2 separate regions of the Homo sapiens genome follow, and region 1 is linked to region 2. Evidence: chromatin loops called from intact Hi-C (ENCODE). Cell type or tissue: heart left ventricle. All regions are shown on one strand.

What was found. Hi-C counts contacts between places; a loop is a spot of excess contacts. Peaks named below come from ENCODE experiments on the same cell type or tissue, not always from the same donor. Only the 100,000 strongest peaks of a DNase experiment are listed, where the experiment ranks them.
Region 1: it touches region 2 in a loop (10-fold over the local background); 30 of 110 quality-filtered maps call a loop at or near these places.

The regions. Positions count from the first base shown.
Region 1 is chr10:44,931,408-44,933,907 of GRCh38, forward strand. TMEM72 (transmembrane protein 72) reads left to right here. Exons shown (of 5, transcript NM_001123376.3): 3 at 591-662; 4 at 2,230-2,369. The region is part of intron 1 of TMEM72-AS1 (TMEM72 antisense RNA 1); the gene reads right to left. Among named protein-coding and RNA genes, the nearest start is that of TMEM72, 21 kb to the left of the region's middle. RefSeq lists enhancers at 953-1,660, 1,661-2,367. In heart left ventricle, a CTCF peak has its summit at 1,469 (motif pointing right); DNase peaks (open chromatin) are centred at 394 and 1,494.
Region 2 is chr10:44,989,128-44,991,627 of GRCh38, forward strand. RASSF4 (Ras association domain family member 4) reads left to right here. Exons shown (of 11, transcript NM_032023.4): 7 at 147-248; 8 at 543-594; 9 at 1,821-1,942. Among named protein-coding and RNA genes, the nearest start is that of ZNF22-AS1, 10 kb to the right of the region's middle. RefSeq lists an enhancer at 1,875-2,500. In heart left ventricle, a CTCF peak has its summit at 1,446 (motif pointing left); no DNase peak of the experiment used is centred here; H3K27ac peaks cover 1,893 bases.

The DNA.
Region 1 (2,500 bases), 58 kb before region 2:
ATGATCAGATTCAGGTGTCAGGCAGCCCAGAGTGACACAGTGGGGGAGCAGGAGACAGGCCTGGGGTAAGTGAGGAAGTGGAACTGGTGCAGGGGTCCAGGGGGCAGGGCCTGAACCCAGGCAATGCCCATGAGGTCAGAGAACAGGAGCGATTTGGAAGGTATTGAAGGAATGTAATCAACAGCTCCTGGTGACTATTTGGATAATAGGAAAAGGAAGAAGGAAAGGGTCAGGAACAGGTCCAGGTTTAAGGCTGGAACACAGGCAGTGGGTGTCCATCCTGGTGACCAGCAGGTAGAAGGATGTGCCTGCCAGTGTCACACAGGGTGCCAGGTGAAGGCCATGTCACCTGCTGGCCACGGTGCCCTCCCCACCCATCTCTGAACCCCAGACCCCACCTCTCCCCAGCATGGCCCAGTCCGGAACACGCCATGTCCTGGAGACAGCCCGTGGTGAATGTTGTCTGGGGGAATCCAGGTGAGTCCATTGGCTGTAGATGTGATGTCAGGAGGCCACGTGTGAGAAGACAGCCCTCAGGAAAGCAAAGGAAGACAGAGGCGCCAGCCTCCCTCACCTGTCTCCACCTGCAGGTTTACAGGAGCCGCTGTCTCCATATGTGAAGGGGCCTACTTTGTGGCTCAGCTGCTGGCCATCTGCTTCCAGTAAGTAGTTTCCAGAGAGACCCCTCCATTGTCCACCCCAGCCCCAGACACCACAGATGTCTCCACCCAAGAGCCCACAACCAGGGGATGTCCTGCTCCTGAAGCCACTGTGGACAGGAGCCCCCCACCGAGGTACAATCAGCCTGGCCTGGAGGTGGGCACAGGCCCAAGGGGCTCCATTGCCTTCTTTGCCCTGGTCCCAACCAAGAGAACCAACTGACACAGTCATTCAGGGCCTGTCCTTGCCCAGAATCCCCAGAAAAGTCCAGCTCCCCCTCACCAGGAGCAGCCAGTCACTGGGCCCCAGTGTCTGAGCCATCTGCCATGGGGTGAGGACCCTGCAGAAGGCCCAGCTGGGAGTGAGCAGACCTGGGTTTGGGAACTGGCTCTGTCTCTTCCTAGGGCCCGGGGGCAAGTCAGGGGCAGTATGTCTCTACACCCCTTCGTGGGGCAGGAGTGCAGACCCTGCAGGATCTCGTGAGGCCCTTGCTGCTTCCCAGCCTACACTCAGTATGTGGAAGCTGTTATCGGTGAGACCGAGGACTGCGGCTCTCAGAACCTAGACACTGGTCCCTGGGTGGTCAGTGAGAGAGCCAGTCTTCAGATCCAGATGTCCCAGCACCTTGCAAGGCCACTGGCTGCCTCTCAGGCTCACCAGCCCTAAGGCAGAAAGCTTTCCCCTTTCTGCTGAATTCCACTGCCAAGCTGTGCTTGAAACTTCAGCTGGGGAGAAGGCTGGGGAGGAATGGACCCTGGATGGACTCCACCGCACCCTGCCACCACACACACGCAGGAATGGGCACCAGGGGGCACCAGTGAGCCATGGCAGTCCAGCCTGCGAGCATAAGAGAGCAGTGCTTTGGGCCACCTGGACAGCCTGAGCACTCCCTCAAAGCTAGAGGGGCAGGATGTGGCTGTGTAGAGCCCCAGCTCTAGGCCAATTCAGAGGATGGAGGCGCTGGGTCTAAAGGCAGGCACTTGCCCCCTGTGAAACATGGAGGCAGCGCCCCTGAAGGAAGCTGCTCAGCATCAGGCTTCTGCCAGGGCTATGTGTGGTCCCTGTGTATACAGTTAGAAAAGAAGCCCTTCTGGGCCAACACTGTACTGTGCCTAAGCAAGGCTGGGTGAACAGGGCACAGCTGGGTGCCAGCCTGCTCACTCACCTGGCCAAGCCTCTTATGCAGTGCACTACAAGCACAACTGTCCCAGGCAGGTGGCTCCCAAACTGCACACTTTCTCTGCATTAGTGCAGACTTCCCAGTGAGCCCTGAGCCTCCAGCTGTCTTCCTCACTAACTCATGCAGCATCCTGAGAACATTTAACTTGCTTCCCCTTCGACCAGAAAAACAGGTCTGGGCAGCCTTTCAAAAACTTGTGGACCCTCTAGAGGGACTCAGGCAAATCCACTCATTGTGGAACCCACACCAAGGACCGCTAGGGCTTTCTGTTCAGCCAGGGCCCACTGCAGAGCATGCCCACAGCAGGGCCTGGCCCAGACTCCATGGCATCCAGTCTTGCTGGGGTTTTCCTGGGACACATTATGCTAACCTGGACTCCCTCTCCCCAGGTGTCAACCAGGGTCCCTGGCAGACAGAGTAAGGGAGAAAGCCCACTGGCTGGGCTGCTTCCAGAAGTTCCTGGCCTACCTGCTGCTGTCGGTGGCCTGCTTCCTCCACCCGGTCCTGGTCTGGCACGTGACCATCCCAGGTAAGAGCACAGGGGTAGAGATATGCAGCCCCAGCACAGGTGGACTCTGAGCAGGAGGAGCTGAGCCCCTCAAAGTCTAGCTCCAGTGGTGGCTCCAGGGACCTTACCTGCCCCACTGCCCTCTCTGACCT
Region 2 (2,500 bases):
AGCTTATGTGTGCATCAGCGTGAATGGACAGGTGCAGGTGTTCCCAGATCTCAGCGTCACCTGCTGCCTTGGTCTGTTCACCGTTGTGATGTCAGTCCCTTGTCCCCTCTGGGCCTGACCTGAACTTCTCTCCCTTCCTGGTACAGACCTCCGTGTTTACTCCAGCCTATGGATCCGTGACCAATGTGAGGGTCAACAGCACCATGACAACCCTGCAGGTGCTCACCCTGCTGCTGAACAAATTTAGGGTAAGCCTGGTCAGGAGCAGCCTTGCCCCAGGATGCCAGTGGTCTGCTATTCTGTTGGGGGTGGGGTTCTGGGGAAAGCTGCCCGTGGCAGAAGCTGCCTGGGCAGAAGGTCTAGCAAGGGTCCCTCTGCTGAGCTTTGGTTTCTCGGATTTCAAGCAAGAGGAGGTTGGGAGAGGACAGGTTCCTTGCAACTTGCGTGTGTGTTACTGGGGGTGTAGTTACTGTCAGGGGACCCTCTCAGTTCTCTCCCATCTCCAAGCACCGTGATCTGACTTCCTGTGACTGCCTGTGCAGGTGGAAGATGGCCCCAGTGAGTTCGCACTCTACATCGTTCACGAGTCTGGGGGTAAGTACCTGCCCCACTTCTGGATCGTAAAAGCAAAAGGTCTCTACCTGTTCAGCAAGCCCCCTCCCCACCAACCACTGACTGTACTCCCTTCCAGATGGGCTCCGTGCTGGCTTGCCTAGTGGGCTAGGGCACACTGTGCCTCCCAGCATGAACATTTCTCCCCCACCCAAACCCAGGCACACTATGGAAGCCTTGAGGAAAAGAAAACATACTTTTGGCTTCGAATTTAAAGCACATTAAAATGTCCTTGGATTTTCTAGGTCGCTCAGTACATTAAGTTTAATTCTTTCAGGATTCTGAAGGAGAATCCCACCAAGCTATAGGAAGCCTCCCTCTCCGCCTCTTCCAGAGAAATGGATGGGTGGGTACCTAGCTCCTTGGCGCCGAGTCAGGAAGGGTGGGGTGCGTGTCGCAGTGCATCAGGCCCTGGCCCTCCCGTCTCAGCTTTCCTTTCTCCCACCCCTCAGATCTTGTTTCTCTTCAAGCTGCACCTTTGCTGAATGACACTGTAGGGGAGGAAAATTATCTTCTCTTTCTACCCATTTAGGTTCACTGGCTGGGGCCCTGTATTTAGATTAACAAAAGACAGATTAAGGAGAAGAACAAACAGAAGTTTGTTAACACTTGCATCATGCATGCCCTTTGGAATATCCAGGGATGAATGGTCAGAATTTGGGCTTAAATAGCATATTCACAAAAGAGCAGTAAGTTTTTAGAGAAGTGACAAGACAGAGGAGAAGGGCCTGAGTTTCTGGGGAGGCGAAGGGTGGGAAGGTCACCGCACGGGGAGCTGCGGGAAGGGAAGGGCTTCAGCGGGACGTGCTGTGCAGGTTCCTCTGGTGCCCTCTCCAGGCTGAGGAGGGGCTCGGGTTGTCTCTGGTGATTAACTCCATCATTGCCTAGAGAGGGACGGGGGCACACCTTGACAAATTTATGTCCTGCTTTTTGGCAAATAGGGGAGGGCAAAGAGCCTCACTTGTATCTTCTTCTTCTCAATTGCCAGCCGCTCCACTTAATCCTTATGCCAAAGTGGCAGATCTGGGGGCCCTGTTCTGCCTCCCTTCTGCATGAGCAGGAATCTCTCAGGGCAGCGCTGTTAGCGAGGTCTGTGTTCTTAGGGTTCCCTGCGCCCCTAGACGCACATTTTCTATCAGTTCCTAATCTGGAACAGACAGAGGTGATCCTAATCTCCCGTGATTTTTGTAAACCACCTTCTTTTTCAGAGCGGACAAAATTAAAAGACTGCGAGTACCCGCTGATTTCCAGAATCCTGCATGGGCCATGTGAGAAGATCGCCAGGATCTTCCTGATGGAAGCTGACTTGGGCGTGGAAGTCCCCCATGAAGTGAGTGGGGGCCAAGGCTGGGGAGGCCTGCTCTAGGGTGAGGGGTTCTTGGGTGACGGGGCCTCCCAAGGACTCCTGGCCAGAGCCCTGTCAGTTGATGTCTCCAGGAGCTCCACACTCTCCCAAAGGGCTCCCAGCCTAGCACAGGGAGGCGCCAGCCCTCCCTCTCCCATCAGTGACCGCCAGCACCAGCAGCTTAGGGGAAAGAAGAATTTGGGTCCTATAAAACCATGGCCTGTCCTTTTCCTCTAGGGAAGTAAAGTCTTTTCCTTCATTGGAATGTATTTTGTTGTCATTATGTGAGAGACCTATGCAAAGGCTTTTTAACTAGGCCCTACCTCGCACCTGTGGAAAACAGGGAGATATTTAAGTCTTACCAACAGCCTGAGTTCTGACCAGACAGTGAGTGCATTTCCAAACTCCTCTGCATAGAAGATGCTTACAGGGTTTGAACCTCAAGTAGGAGGCCTAGTGACCCCGTATCCCTCAGGCTGCTGCAATTGCATTCCATTGTTAGAAACAATGGTGCTCCCACCTCCCTACCCCCTAGCCCAGAGG